Linked DNA regions of Homo sapiens: region 2 is linked to region 1. A link is an interaction called in ENCODE POLR2A ChIA-PET data of the cell type or tissue named here. Cell type or tissue: PC-9. All regions are shown on one strand. Links, peaks and the distances in the headings refer to the core of each region. The heading gives the core; the rest is flanking DNA.

The links. ChIA-PET counts read pairs that join two places held together with the same protein. Peaks named below come from ENCODE experiments on the same cell type or tissue, not always from the same donor. Only the 100,000 strongest peaks of a DNase experiment are listed, where the experiment ranks them.
Region 2: POLR2A ChIA-PET joins it to region 1 with 14 read pairs; 2 of 35 experiments call an interaction of 5 or more read pairs at or near these places.

The regions. Positions count from the first base shown.
Region 1 is chr2:58,629,248-58,637,593 of GRCh38, forward strand. All of the region lies in intron 1 of LINC01122 (long intergenic non-protein coding RNA 1122), which reads left to right. Among named protein-coding and RNA genes, the nearest start is that of LINC01122, 110 kb to the left of the region's middle. RefSeq lists an enhancer at 3,615-5,292. In PC-9, for the core only: no CTCF peak of the experiment used is centred there; DNase peaks (open chromatin) are centred at 5,014 and 5,934; H3K4me3 peaks cover 1,114 bases; H3K27ac peaks cover 1,981 bases.
Region 2 is chr2:58,687,103-58,695,448 of GRCh38, forward strand. The region is part of intron 2 of LINC01122 (long intergenic non-protein coding RNA 1122); the gene reads left to right. Among named protein-coding and RNA genes, the nearest start is that of LINC01122, 170 kb to the left of the region's middle. In PC-9, for the core only: no CTCF peak of the experiment used is centred there; no DNase peak of the experiment used is centred there.

The DNA of each region.
Region 1 (8,346 bases), core at 257-8,256:
GTACCTGTATTTTCACCTCATTAAGACTGGTGAACACCTAACCAGAATAATTAAAGAAGGTGCATGTATGTCTGTGTGTATGTGATGGGTTTGGGAAGCAGGGAGGGGAAAGGACACCACTGAATACCCTCTGCCACAAGTAGTGAGAACTGATAAGAAAGATGGTTAATGAATTACTAGTGAGTAGAAAGAAAAATTTTTCTTGCTGTAGCTATCAAGTCCAGCTTTTCATTTTTTGTTTTTGTGAATGAGGAAATGATCTCGTTATTACTTTATTGATCTAGGCCAAGTGCTTAGATACATTTCTCTCAATTTTTGAAGTAAAAGTTTCTTTGTTCTCAATTTGAAAAGGATTTTCTTTTCTCTTCTTTTTTTGGTCAACCCCTCTGTGTTTCTGCAATATCGGGCCACCAATATGACTCCAATAGCACAGTCACACATGTGATGAGATGAGGGACAGACATGGGAGCAGATTGTCCCAGGCGGCTACTTTTCTGTTGACTTGGACGCAATCCTAGGGGAAAAATCATTTTAAATAAGTTACTCTCTTTAAATCTTAAAAGTTTCTGGGACAGCAGGCAGGGACTTGGCAATGTGCTGGTAATGTGTTTTAGCCAGGATGGTCTTCAGAAATATGCTTGAGAATTATTAACTTGTCTGGGCATAATTTAGCAGTATTTACTGTCTGTTCCTCTGAGTCATTGCACAATCTGTACTGTCCCTGGGATATTTAGACCTTCCTGGCCTGGCCTATTTTGTCATGTAATAATATATAAAAATACAACCATTCTTAAAGTGCAAGCATGTACCCTGTCGGAGTGTGACCTCTTTAAGTTAATTTTTATGCATCAAAGTATTTGATATTTACCCAAACATATTCAGATCTCTCACGCGGTGTTTTTTGTTTTTTTAATTTTTAATTTTTTTTTTTTTTTAATGACAAAAACATCATTGATCTGACAGCTTGCTCTCCAGGGAAGAGATATTGTGGATAGCTTTAAAGCCTAGATGCTTCCAAAGTCCTTTTCTTCCACCAGTCCCAAAGCAGTATGTCTGGAGTCGGGGCAATGCAGCTTGCCACCATGGCAGCTGGGAGTTTGACAGTGTTATGAAGAATTGCAACTGTTGATCAGTGAATTGTTACAGTGTTGATGACAGCGTTGCAAATTAATTCTGAAATTAACTGAGGGGACATGAAGAGGTCCCACTGCTTATCTGAGAGAAGGAGGGCAGGGTAAAAATTATTGGTGGAGATGAGTGAATATGAGAATCACATTCAGAAAATTGTGTCTACCAATCAAGGTGGTGGGTACAATTTCCATAGTCTTTGGGAGAGGCATCTGCCTAAGGAAAATTGGTGGCTGAAAGATACATGAAAAAGAGTTATGACTGAATGTTTTCAGTACTTTGTTATTTTAGAAATGATTTATTGAACTCATTGCATCTTAGAGAGGAAGAATTAATAGGTTGCTATTTTCCTTCTGTTTTAAAATTAACCCAATATTTTACAAAATTGAAACAATTTTTCAGAGTTTCTCTTCTTCTTCCTGCCTCCCTCCACAGTTTTGTAGCAGGATTTTATTTATTTTTTATTTTTATTTTTCCAAATGAAAGTACCTTCTAGTTCTGAGTCTTATTTTGGCTACGTGTACAGAATGCTGTGTACCTGAAACCAGAGGTATCCTTCACCAGTTTGTAGCAGCCATTAACATATGCTTTTCCCAAGGTTTCGTGTACTTATTCTGAGCATGTGCCTTTTACAATGCAGAACACAAGAGACTTGTTTTGTAAGATTAATGAAGGTCACCAAAATTCTCAAAAGTATTCTGATAATTAAGGCTTTGTTTATCAAAAACAAGTTATATTAAGAGCAAAAAGATTCATGGTAATTATTCATAATCTTAACAATTCAAGTGTAGCCACCTCATTTGTGCATTTAATTCTTCTTGTTAATGTTTTGCATAAATCTGCATAATTACTTGAGTTGCCTGTTGTAATTTTGACAGCTACTCAGTTCATGTGCACTAAAGTATATCAAAAGCTTGATGTGCTGAATATTTATAATTTTACGTATGTTCTTGGGATAATATTTTTTCAACAATATTTTTAGTTTTTATAAAATTGACACGGTATACTTGGAAACTTTGCCAAATGTAGCTCTCTAAAATAGAGAGCTCATCAGGGAAATAAACTAACATTTAAAGGTATAGAACCCACCCCGGGCAAATTTTTTCAGTAATCCAGATGAATTATGCCTGTCATGAACTATTTTTCTCTCTCAATCTTTCTCCCTTCCTTTTCCTTTATCTTTTTTTCTCTCTGTGTCTCTTGCTCTCTCTCACACACACATACACACTAACACATATATGATGCAAAAACTTCAGATTATGTTTTTATAGAAGTCTTTTAAATTTAGGACACAAAGTTTTTCTTTTCTTGTTTTAAATAATTATTTTGTAAGGATGGGAATAGCCAGATGCTTCCCTTCTGGATATTAGTAATAGTGTAATAAGTAAATAACCCCAGGAAAAACTCTAACCAAGTCTCATTAAACTTGCATTGTCACCTGAATTCTATAGTGGAAGGGAGAAGGCTATAATTCATTTTGTTATGTAGTTTTTAAAATGAAGGGAAGTGTTTTACTCAATGGGAGTTTCTTAGCAGGCGGATTTTTTAGGTAATATAAGATGTCCAAGAAATAGCCATTCCTAATCAATGTAGTCACAGGGAAATAATAGTAGTAAGAGAAACCCATCACTAAAGTGATATTATGCGCCATCCAAACTCCTGTTGAGGAAAAGATTTTATGGATTGAGAAAATTCTAACCTCTTCCAGATAAATGGAAGCAGGCATGATTTTAGAGTGATAGCAGATGTTGCCATTGTTTGTAAATATCCCTGTGCTTGTGAAATATTGAGACATTTCAAGCCTAGATCTTAGAGGAAATTTTATTGGTTTTTCTCAGATATACTTGGGGGAGTTTCATCAGTTAGTTGAAGTTGTGTAATTGATTGTGCTGATATCAGAATTGAAATAAGATATTAAAACAAGGTAAGCTTAAAATTCTTGTCACTGACATTCTTACAGATGATTTTGAAGTATCTCTGAGGTTCTGTTTTACATGGAAACACTATGGTTTATTCAGATTGCCCAAATTTGGTTAGTTCATTGGTTTAATAAACATTGAAGGTGCCGATACTTTCATGAAACATTCTGTAGCATCTGCATACACCATTAAATAGGAGATGACATTCCTTGGATGTCGATTTAATAATTTAATATTGTTTATAAATAATGTTATTCTAAGAGTAGTACAATATCCATTTGCTACACATAGGCATTTTGACCGTAACACTTTTTTCAAAAGTGATGTAAATGTATTAGCTTTCCACTATTAAACAGCCTGCCAGTATTTCTGAGCTATTATAATCACTTAAATAAGGAAGCCAATGAATGAAAATGATTACCTAAGAGAACAAAGATCTTATTTATTTATTAGAACTAAGCTCCTATGAGATGGCAGAAGCTCCTCTCATGAAAACAAATTGCATCAGTAATCCATTAACAGAGTTTTTTGTTTTTTGTTACTGTTTTTTTCCTAAGACTTCTCAATGCATTGAAAACATCATTCGATTTTAGACTACTGGGAGTTGCTAAATACACTTATTACTATGGGATTATTTTGCAAAAAAAAAAATGAATAAAAAGGGGAATTTTTAAGGTGACCAAATATCAGATAGATTTATCTAGAGTTTTATATATAGGTATTTCTGTGTATTTGTGACCTGTATGTCTCCATGGATGCAACTTGTGCATACAGACACACACATATGCACATTCACACACACACACACCTGAGATTGATTAAAGTTAAAAGTGCAGTCATGTGCTTCTATTTTTCACCTTAATGAGCACTCAGAAGTAAGTGAAAAATTAAAAGGTGGTTGGTTATATTTAGCTGTAGCTGTACACTCAATATATGTTGCACACAGTAGGAAATGAACATAAAATCAGTGAAAAAGCCTCAACATTGCAGCTATATGCATTAATTAAAAGAAGTTTGTTAAACTAAATTTGAAAAAAAACTTCTTTAATTGTGTTTACCCAAAAGGCTTTTCTTCCTAATTTAAATAGCATAAACATCTGGACTAAAGCAATATTAGAATCATGGCAGTAGTCAAGCAAATCTTGTGGAAAATAATGAAATTAGATCCCTGGTGTTGTGACAGAGTAAGGGCAGGATACATCAGTTCGATGTTAATAAAATTTCCATGAATGACTGAATACAATTAAGAAATTGTCAGTTGCGGCAATGAACTTTTGTAGCTCATAGATGTTTGCATCATTTGATTATGCTGGCAATTTAAAATTGTTTGTTAGTGTCTGTGTTGGGATATTAATTATGACCTTTATTACAGCCCACAATTAAACTAGTCATATAGCAACAAGCAAACTGTGTTGTGATACTGAAGGATCTGAACTATTTACAAAGAGGTCTGTTGGGTTTGGAGCCACCAGTGCCCTTTCAAACTGGAAATGATTTTAAAAGATGCAGTAGTTGAGAAACCACAACAACTGGGATGAGTAAGCCCTTTAATACAAGGAGTTCTTTTTAATAGTGTTTTAACAGTTTTAATTGCTAACAACATCTGTAAAACTGGAAAAAAAGCATTTTTAACTGTGACTCTAAGATAAGCTTTCCCTGTTCAGGAAGAGAAAACAATTATTCATTGGTTAATTAGCTGTAAACAACTTTTAAAAGATACATTCATTATATATGTAATTATTTGAAAAAAGGCTTCAATGTTATTTGTACTAATGCATAATTATTAGTGCTTGCTAAAAGGATTAACAGGACTTAGATGACCACTATTATTGCGGAGTAGCACAGTGAAGAGATGAGATTAGCATCAGGAAGGAATGTGTTATGATGAATCAGATAGGAATTTTTTGTTTTTGCTTTGTTTTTTCTTGTTTGCACACGGTAGTAGAGGTCACGTGGAGTCACATTATATTTTCAGAAACAATGTGTTTCAACCTCAAGTAATAGTACTTTTCATCTTTGTTTTTATGACACATAAAATATCTCACTAGACAAGTTTTTCTCTCCTAGAGTTATATTGTTGCTATGATTTATTATCTGTTCATTTATTTGTTTATTTACTTATATTTACCTTTGAGAGCTTTAAAAAAATCAACACTAAGTTATATTTTAAACTTGTGGTTATTAAAAACAAACTAGTTACCAGTAAAACCATGAGCTAGTTAGTCTCACTTGTGCTTATTGCAGCCACTGTATTATATTTATTAGATCATGTACCATGTTCCCTATAGCATGTTTGCTGTTTCACAACTATTGGTAGAAATTAAGTACAATAAAAATAGTTTGGTCTGATGTTTGAATTTCAGTAGATGAAGTTCAGTGTTGACCTGCTTCTAGTGTTCAGTGATTTGGTTGAAACAGAATAACTTGGATATTTTGAAGTAGTTTGGGTATTAGCTTTTCTCCTCCCTGCCCTCTATGTTTTGTTTAGCTTCCTCTTCCCATTACATTTAATTGGCTACCTGATACCATTATTACAGACTCAAAGTTGTGCATTTCATGCTGCAGTGATGTTGATAAAGATATTGCATAGCCTGGGGCAAACCCAGGGCTTTTGTACTTTTTACTACTGTATATTATAATTAACTCATCTTAGGTGGGCCAAAGGTTTGTCATGGGCTTTCTTACCACAACAGCCTGGATTTGATTCCACTCGAGAGCCCCACCACCCCCACCCCAACCCGCCAGTCTTTTTTTTTTTTTTTTTTTTAAGAAAGAAATGAAGTTCTGGAGCTTTGGTTTCAGCATTTGCAAACCTGTTTCCCAGGGTGCCAGTTAAAATCCCAGTGGTGGTGACTCATCTCCTTTATTTCTCCTTAAGGCCACTGTGAGATGAGACCTCGCCTGGAGCACTGTGCAGACAGAAAAACTATTGCATATTCCCAATAAGATAGGCTTTCCTCCGAAGTCCTTGATCAAGTTTTCTACTCTAAACTGAGAATGTTAGTGTCTTTGTGAGTCACTCCAGCCTCTATTACAGAGCAATAATATTTTGAGTTTGAAAATTTTTGTAGCATTTGGTATGAGCTTGCCATCTCTAAGCATTGCAGTTTTTGTCTTGAGTGACAGTGATGAGGGGGCAAGCCTGCTTGGGCTATCACGTTGGCTCAAGTAGCTAAGCTAAACTCTCTCATGCCTTGAGAGACCTTAAATGTGACATTATTCCAGTGTCTATTGAACTTTGAGTGTACTTGAGCACTAGTCAATCTGCTGAATTATCGGATACCTCCCCTCAATTTCTCCCCCATCTTTATCATGTGTCCTAAATATTTGAAGGAGGCGAAGGTGTCAGGAAAATTTACCTATAAAATCCATTCATTTATTAAATATTAAAATTCCAAATTCAAACACAGCCATGGCCTTTAGCATACAGGGAGTTCTAAATGAATGCTGTAGCACTGTTATTTTTGTTAGTTGACAGGGAAATTATTACATTTTTAAGGATTTGTGAATTTAAGCATAGATGATTACTTTGAACGTTGGGGTTTTGCAAATGGGAAGCCTTGTTGCTCAATTTACTAATTTATTTTGTGATCTGTGACTAAACTGAGTAAAAATGCAAATAGTACAAGGCCCTTTCCATTTTATCACCAGATCAGTTTACTGATGGGAGGATCAGAGTCACTAAACACTCCGACACTCTTGTGATTCCTAAGTAGTTGGGCATTAAAAGCCGCTAGTGAAGACTAGGAAGATTGTGGTGGTTCACACAGGGAGGTTTAAATGAAATCTAGTTATTTATTTTAGGTTTAAAATGAAGAGTCTCCAGCTCAGGTTTATTGGCCATTGTGACAGTACAAACAGGTCTCTTCCCCATCACATGCAACAGTAAACTGCATTGCTGGGAGGTGGCAAACTCATGCAAAAAGGAAAGCACTTGACAAGGGCTGAGTGAATAATGCTGCGAGCTTAAAAAGACCCTGTTAAATGCCTTTGTATGTTATTTGTATACAATTTCTGATTCTTAAAAACTGAAAATTATATTTTTGATTCTTTTTCTTCTCGCATTTTTATAGTGATCAAATAAGTTTCCTTTAACATTATAATATTAAAAATAATTCAAGAGAATGTATTTTTTCATATTATATATTAAAATGAAGTTAGGTCATCAAGGGAACACTAACGAGGGACGCTATTGTGGTACAGTGCATTGCTATATATGTTTAGAAACATTAGGGGTCAATTGAAATCCTGATATGATTTAATCAGCATTTAACATGTGATTTATTCTGAAAATCCAGTAGAGAAACTATGAAATTCCTCTACATAGTAGCCATTCATAGACTGAAATGCCTTTTAGTAGAAAGAATGGAAAACGTGTTCCCAAATGGGAAACATAATCCCAAAAGCGATCCACAACCCATATTCAACATCTCAACAATATGAGATGTTGATATGAAATGTAAAATGAAATGATCTGATATGGCATATAAGTTGATTTGTTTAGCATTGTCTCTTTCAAAAGTCTCTTCTTTTTTGTATTATACTTTAAGTTCAAATGTCTCTTCTTTAGAAATTATTGAATCAGACTAAGTGATGTAGCTCATTTGTGCAATAGGTCAGGGACTGGGTTGCAGGAAGCACACACATGTAGTCTACAATTCACTACCCAAAATCCCTGAGACGGAGACGTGTTTAGAAATTTTCTTTTAGAAAGGTACTATGGTGCATATACCGCAGATTATGCAATATCTCCAGCTGGGTCTGGGGCAGCACCCTATAATCAAACACATTCATGTTTCTGCATCGCAGTGTATGAATATTCACATTGAGTGGGATAAATAAAGATTCTAAATAATCTTCTTGAAATTAGTTCAGGTCTGGTTTTGCTGCCACATGAGTTATGAAAAGCCTTTCATAGCTTTTTGTTTTCACAGTTGCAGATGGGAGATTGTGGACCAGTGTTTCTATACTCAAGAGACCCCTCCAGTTACCTTTGGTGTCATAGGTTTTCATTTTTATATCAGTCAGGTCATAATATGTTGCTTTAATCAAACAAGCGAGTAGGGACAAATATGGCAAGAAACTTATGGTTAGACCTATTTGTTTAAGTCAACAAATATTTATTGATTAACAAATATGAGCCAGGCACAGTGCTGGGCACTTAGGGGGATATAGAAGAAGTGGAATCATGGTCTCTGCCCTGGTAGAATTTATAATGAAATTAGACACATGAAACTTTCTCTGTCTCTATTCCTCTCATACACACATACACACACACACACACACACACACACACACC
Region 2 (8,346 bases), core at 157-8,156, 58 kb after region 1:
ATAGCTTTATCTAGTTTTAAACTTCTACCCTCTACTCTTCTTGTTCTGTTCTCTCTTTCTGAATGCTTTTTCTGACTTGCATGCCAACAATTATTACCCCTGTTCTGATGACTCCCATCCCATTTTACTAGCTCCTAAATTCTTCCCTGATCTTCAGACTTATGAATCCAGTGGCCTGGCAACTGGGCATGTAGATGAATATTGAAATCATCTTTCCTGTATAAGCCTGGGTTTTCTGTCCTAGTTGTGGCATCATTATCCTACAACATTCAAATAAAAATCAACTGTTTTTTCCCATTTTGGTGTACTGTAATGTGTTTCTTGAATCTCCTTTCTCTCCATCTTTATTGTAGTTGTCCTGATTCAGGTCCACGTATTTGTCATCTGAATATTAATTTTGTTTTGATCGCTTTAATGTATCATTATAAATTTTATCATTAAATATATCCATCATGCTTTCTATTTTTTAATTTCATCCATTGCTTTAATGCTTTGGTGGTACTAATCTACCATGAAATAAGTTAAATATTCATATAGATTTCCCTCTAGATTATTATGGTTTCCTTTTTTATTAATTATTAATGCTTTATAGTTTCTTTTCTTTTTCATGTTAAATGTTCTTTCATTTTATTATCATTACTTATTTAAGGTTTGGATACTTGAATTTTTCTTGATTGAGTTTCTTGAATGTTTACTCCAATAATTTTTGCAAGAACTAGTTCTTACAATTATTAATTTTAGTATATTTTTATTTTTTAAAACATTTTTACTTATTTCTGCTTTCATTTTTAATAGTATCTTTTTTTTCTGATTTTCCTAACTTTTCTTTGTTGATAGCATTTAGGATATGAATTTGCCTCCAGGTTACAGCTTTTTAAGCAACATGTGTTATAGTATGCAGTACTTTAAAAATATTCACCTTTTATATATGAAGAATTTCACATGTATGTAATGTAAGCAGAATAGTTTAATCACCCCCCAGGTACCTATCACCAAACTTCAACAATTATCAACATTTTGCCATACTTATTCCCCCATGCCCCCATTTTTTTTGCAGTATTCTAAAGCAAATCCTAGATATTGTGAAATACAGTAATATTTATTTATATTTTTAATTTTGAGTTTCCTACTATTAAAAAAAGTTTAGATTATATATGTGTGTAAGTATTTGCATGTTTATGTACTCATATGTATATATGTGTGTAAGTATTTGCATGTTTATGTACTCATATGTATATATGTGTATTTGTGTGTATATATACAGACACTCTGATACACATGCACAAACATTTTCAAGTAATTGGTGAATCTTTTAAGCTTGATTAAAATATTTGCAGTTTCAGGGAATGTAGTCAGATAATTTGATCTGCATTATTTCTGCTTCTCCTAATAAACTTCGTTCTTCTTATAGATCATTATCTCACCAATTTGACAAACTATGTGTTCTTCAAATGCAAGGAAAATCTGCTTTTAGCGTTGGAAGCACAATATATTTTATCAACTATGCTAGTCAAATTTCCATGCTACCATTATCTTAATTATAATAATCCAAATCTCCATGTTGTCAAATTCGTCATGTTCTGTCCAAAGCTGGGAACATTGTATTAAAATCTATTATGACAACGTTTTCATTTTTATCTGCCTGCCAATTTTTGCTTAATATATTTGGATGTTATATTATTTGACTCATAAAGGTTCATGGCTGATATATCTTTTATGAAACTTTTATCAATATAAAACAACTCTCTTTTATTCTATTTTATGCTTTTTGTCTTGAAGCCTACATTGTCCAAAGTTAACACTGTCACTTTTACTTAAATTTAATTTGTGCTCTCTAGATTCCTCCTCTCCGGGCAGGGCATCTCTGAAAGAAAGGCAGCAGCCCCAGGCAGGGCCTTATAGATAAAACTCCTATCTCCCTGGGACACAGCACCTGGGGGGAGGGACAGCTGTGGGCGCAGCTTCAGCAGACTTAAATATTCCTGTCTGCTGACTCTGAAGAGAGCAGCGGATCTTCCAGCATGGTGCTCAAGCTCTGCTAAGGGACAGACTGCCTCCTCAAGTGGGTCCCTGACCCCCGTGCTTCCTGACTAGGAGACACCTCCCAGCAGGGGTTAACAGACACCTCATACAGGAGAGCTCTGGCTGGCGTCTGGCAGGTGCCCCTCTGGGAGAAACTTTCCAGAGAAAGAAACAGGCAGCAATCTCTGTTGTTCTGCAGCCTCTGCTGGTGGTACCCAGGTAAACAGGGTCTGGAGTGGACCCCAGCAAACTCCAGCAGACCTGCAGCAGAGGGGCCTGACTGTTAGAAGGAAAACTAACCAAACAGAAAGGAATAGCATCAACATCAACAAAAAGGACATCCCCACAAAAACTCCATCTGAAGGTCACCAACATCAAAGACCAAAGGTAGATAAATCCATGAAGACGAGGAAAAGCCAGTGCAAAAAAGCTGAAAATTCCAAAACCAGAATGCTTATTCTCCTCCAAAGGATCACAACTCCTTGCCGGCAAGGGAAGAAAACTGGACAGAGAATGAGTTTGATGAATTGGCAGAAGTAGGCTTCAGAAGGTGGGTAATGACAAACTCCTCTGAGCTAAAGGAGCATATTCTAATTCAATGTAGGGAAGCTAAAAACCTTGAAAAAAGGTTAGAGGAATTGCTAACTAAAATAACCAGTTTAGAGAAGAATATAAATGACCTGATGAAGCTGAAAAATACAGCATGAGAACTTCGTGAAACATACACAAGTATCAATAGCTGAATTGATCAACTGGAAGAAAGGATGTCAGAGATTGAAGATCAACTTAATGAAATAAAGCATGAAGACAAGATTAGAGAAAAAAGATGAAAAGGAATGAACAAAGCCTCCAGGAAATATGGTACTATGTGAAAAGACTAAACCTATGTTTGATTGGTGTACCTTAAAGTGATGGGGAGAATGGAACCAAGTTGAAAAACACTCCTCAGGATGTTAACCAGGAGAACTTCCCCAACCTAGCAAGAGAGGCCAACATTCAAATTTAGGAAATACGGAGAACACCACAAAGATACTCCTTTAGAAAAGCAACCCCAAGACACATAATCATCAGATTCACCAAAGTTGAAATGAAGGAAAAAACGTTAAGGGCAGCCAGAGAGAAAGGTTGGGTTTCCCACAAAAGGAAGCCCATCAGACTAACAGTGGTTTTCTCTGCAGAAACCCTACAAGCCAGAAGAGAGTGAGGGCCAATACTCAACATTATTAAAGAAAAGAATTTTCAACCCAGAATTTCATATCCAGTCAAACTAAGGTTCATAAGCAAAGGAGAAATAAAATTCTTTACAGACAAGCAAATCTTGAGAGATTTTGTCACCACCAGGCCTGCCTTACAAGAGCTTCTGAAGGAAGCACTAAATATGGAAAGGAAAAGCTGATACCAGCCACTGCAAAAACATACCAAATTATGAAGACCATCGACACCATGAAGAAACTGCATCAACTAAGAGGCAAAATAATGAGCTAGCATCATAATGACAGGATCAAATTGACACATAACAGTATTAACCTTAAAGGAAAATGGGCTAAAAGCCCCAATTAAAAGACACAGACTGGCAAATTGGATAAACAGTCAAGACCCACTGGTGTTGCTGTATTCAGGAGACTCATCTCATGTTCAGAGACACACGTAGGCTCAAAATAAAGGGATGGAGGAATATTTACCAAGCAAATGGAAAGCAAAAAAAAAAAAGCAGGGATTGCAATCCTAGTCTCTGATAAAGCAGACTTTAAACCAACAAAGATAAAAAAAGAGAAAAAAGGGCATTACATAATGGTTAAGGGATCAACACAACAAGAAGAGCTAACTATCCTAAATATATAGGTAACCAATACAGTAGCACACAGATTCATAAAGTTCTTAGAGACATACAAAGAGACCTAGACTCCCACACAATAATAGTGGGAGACTTTAACATCCCACTGTCAATATTAGACAGATCAACGAGACAGAAAATTAACAAGAACATTCAGGACTTGAACTCAGCTCTGGACCAAATGGACCTAATAGACATCTACAGAAAACTCCACCCCAAATCAACGGAATATATGTTCTTCTCAGTTCCACATTGCACTTATTCTAAAACTGACCACACAATGGGAAGTTTTGGTCTATTGCACTCCTCAGCAATTGCAAAATAACAGAAATCATAACAGTCTCTCAGACCACAGTGCAATCAAATTAGAACTCAGGATCAAGAAACTCACCCAAAACTGCACAACTGCATGGAAACTGAACAACCTGCTCCTGAATGACTGCTGGGTAAATAACAAAATTAAGGCATAAATAAATAAGTTCTTTGAAACCAATGAGAAAAAAGACACAATGTACCTGAATCTCTGGGACACAGCTAAAGCAGTGTTTAGAGGGAAATTTATAGCACTGAATGCCCACAGGAGAAAGTGGGAAAGATCTAAAATAGACACCCTAACATCACAATTAAAAGAACTAGAGAAGCAAGAGCAAACAAATTCAAAAGCTAGCAGAAGACATGAAATAACTAAGATAAGAGCAGAACTGAAGGAGATAGAGACACAAAAAACCCTTCAATAAATCAGTGAATCCAGGAGCTGGTTTTTTTTTAAAAGATTAACAAAATTGGTAGACCACTAGCCAGACCAATAAAGAAGAAAAGAGAGAAGAATCAAGTAGACACAATAAAAAATGATAAAGGAGATCACTACTGATCCCACAGAAATACAAACGACCATCAGAGAATACTATAAACACCTCTATGCAAATAAACTAAAAAATCTAGAAGAAATGGATAAATTCCTGGACACATACATCTTCCCAAGACTAAACCAGGAAGAAGTCGAATCCCTGAATAGACCAATAACAAGTTTTGAAATTGAAGCAATAATTAATAGCCTACCAACCATAAAAAGTCCAGGACCAGAGAGATTCAGAGCTGAATTCTACCAGAGGTACAAAGAGGAGCTGGTACTATTTCTTCTGAAACTATTCCAAACAATTGAAAAAGAGGGACTCCTCCCTAACTCATTTTATGAGGCCAGCATCATCCTGATACCAAACCGTGGCAGAAACACAACACAAAAAGAAAATTTCGGGTCAATATACCTGATGAACATCAATGCGAAAATCCTCAATAAAATACTGGCAAACCAAATTCAGCAGCACATTAAAGCTTATCCATCACGATCAAGTTGGCTTCAACCCTGGAATGCAAGACTGGTTCAACATACACAAATCAATAAATGTAATCCATCACATAAACAGAACCAATGACAAAACCCACATGATGCAGAAAAGGCCTTCAATAAAATTCAACACCCCTTCATGCTAAAAACTCTCAATAAACCAGGTATTGATGGAACATATCTAAAAATAACAAGAGCTATTTATGACAAACCCACAGCCAATATCATACTGAGTGGGCAAAAGATGGAAGCATTCCCTTTGAAAACTAGCACAAGCGAAGGATGCCCTGTCTCACCACTCCTATTCAACATAGTATTGGAAGTTCTGGCCAGGGCAATCAGGCAAGAGAAAGAAGCGTATTCAAATAGGAAGAGAGGAAGTCAAATTGTCTCTGTTTGCAGATGACATGATTTTATATTTAGAAAACTATCTTCTCAGCTCAAAATCTCCTTAAGCTGATAAGCAACTTCAACAAAGTCTCAGGATACAAAATTAATGTGCAAAAATCACAAGCATTCCTATACACCAATAATAGGCAAATAGCAAGCCAAATCATGAGTGAACTCCCATTCACATAAATACCTCCCATTCACATAAAATACCTAGGAATACAACTTGCAAGAGATGTGAAGGACCTCTGCAAGGAGAACTACAAACCACTGCTCAAGGAAGTAAGAGAGGACACAAATAAATGGAAAAACATTCCATGCTCATGGCTAGGAAGGATCAATATCGTGAAAATGGCCATACTGCCCAAAATAATTTATAGATTCAGTGCTATCCCCATCAAGCTACCACTGACTTTCTTCACAGAATTAGAAAAAACTACTTTAAATTTCATCTGGAACCAAAAAACAGCCTGTATAGCCAAGACAATCCTCAGCAAAAAGAACAAAGCTGGAGGCATCATGCTACCTGACTTCAAACTATACTAGAAGGCTGCAGTAACCAAAACAGTGTGGTACTGGTACCAAAACAGATATATAGACCAATGGAACAGAACAGAGGCCTCAGAAATAATACCACATATCCACAAGCATCTGATCTTTGACAAACCTGACCAAAACAAGCAATGGGGAAAGGATTCCCTATTTAATAAATGGCATTGGGAAAACTGGCTAGCCATATGCAGAAAACTGAAACTGGACCCCTTCCTTACACCTTATACAAAAATTAACTCAAGATGTTTTAAAGACTTAAATGTAAGACCTAAAACCATAAAAACCCTAGAAGAAAACCTAGGCAATACCATTCAGGACATAGGCATGGGCAAAGACTTCATGACTAAAACAGCAGAAGCAATGGCAACAAAACCAAAAATTGACAAATGGGATCCAATTAAACTAAAGAGCTTCTGCGCAGCAAAAGAAACTATCAGAGTGAACAGGCCACCTACAGAATGGGAGAAAAATTTTGTAATCTATCCATCTGACAAAGAGCTAATATCCTGAATCTACAAAGAACTTAAATTTATAAGAAAAAAACAACCCCATCAAAAAGTGGGCAAAGTATATGAACAAGCACTTCTTAAAAGAAGACATTTATGCGGCCAAAAAACATATGAAAAAAAGCTCATCATCACTGGCCGTTAGAGAAATGCAAATCAAAAGCACAATGAGATACCATCTCACGTCAGTTAGAATGGCAATCATTAAAAAAAATCAGGAAACAACAGATGCTGGAGAGGATTTGGAGAAATAGGAATGCTTTTACACTGTCGTTGGGCGGGTAAATTAGTTCAACCACTGTGGAAGACAGTGTGGTAATTTCTCAAGAATCTAGAACCAGAAATACTATTTGACCCAGCAATCCCATTACTGGGTATATACCCAAAGGATTATAAATCATTCTACTGTAAAGATACATGCACACGTATGTTTATTGGGGCACTATTCGCAATAGCAATAACAAAGACTTGGAACCAACCCAAATGCCTATCAATGATAGACTGGATAAAGAAAATGTGGCACATATACAACAATGGAATACTATGCAGCCATAAAAAAGGATGAGTTCATATCCTTTGCAGGGACATGGATGAAGCTGGAAACCATAATTCTCAACAAACTAACACAGGAACAGAATTCCAAACACCACATGTTCTCACTCATAAGTGGGAGTTGAACTATGAAAACACATGGACACAGGGAGGGGTACATCACACATTGGGCCTTGTCAGGGGGTGGGGGGCTAGGGGAAGGATAGCATTAGGAGAAATACCTAATGTAGATGACAGGTTGATGGGTGCAGCAAAGCACCATGGCACGTGTATACCTATGTAACAATCGTGGGCATTCTGCACGTTTCCCATAACTTAAAGTATAAAAAAATTAATTTGTACTTGGTTGAGAAATCTCTAGTCATTCTTTCATTTTAAACATGTATGTGCACTTTTAAATTAGAGATATTATAGTAGCAGCACATTGAATGTGTCTTTTTACTCAATCTTCTGGTAGACTTTCTGCTATTTCTGAGTTTTTCAAAACTGATGTTTGAGTTTCTCTCTTTTCCTTGTGTGTATTTATCTCCCTTTTATGTTTTATTTCTTTTCCTTCAATTTTTGTATTTTTAAATTTTTTGCTACCTTTGTTTTGGTGATTGTTTTTGAATGGTCTATGCTTTCATGTTTTCTATTGATTAGGAAAGTAAGAATCTGAATATTTATTCCACTCACTTTCCAAAATATCCAGCCTCTATTTTTTTATATGAAAGTTAAGAAACAATAACTTTTGTTTATTCACAAGGAAAGTGTTGACATTCCCTGCTCCCAAACCTCCCAGTCCCTCTTATTTATATGAAAAGTGGTGCTGGACTCAGAATCAGCTTGATATTATTAAATTATTTTTGCTTCAGATCTATTCTTTTACAAGATTTATTTTTGACATTTGAAATTAGATTTGAAAATGTATTTATGATTGGTATTTAGGCCTAATACTTATGTTTATTTATTTCAGGGTTCATCGCTAAGATTTATATTCTAACTTTCCAAAATTTAAATTTGCAAATTAAATTTTAATTTGAGTATTAGTAGTCTTTTCTTTCCAATCTATTTTCCTTTCACCTCAGATTGTTCTTTCTTTATGACATCTTGAGGATGCCCAAGAGTTTTCTAAAGTTGTTTTCCTGATTCCTATAAAACCAAGA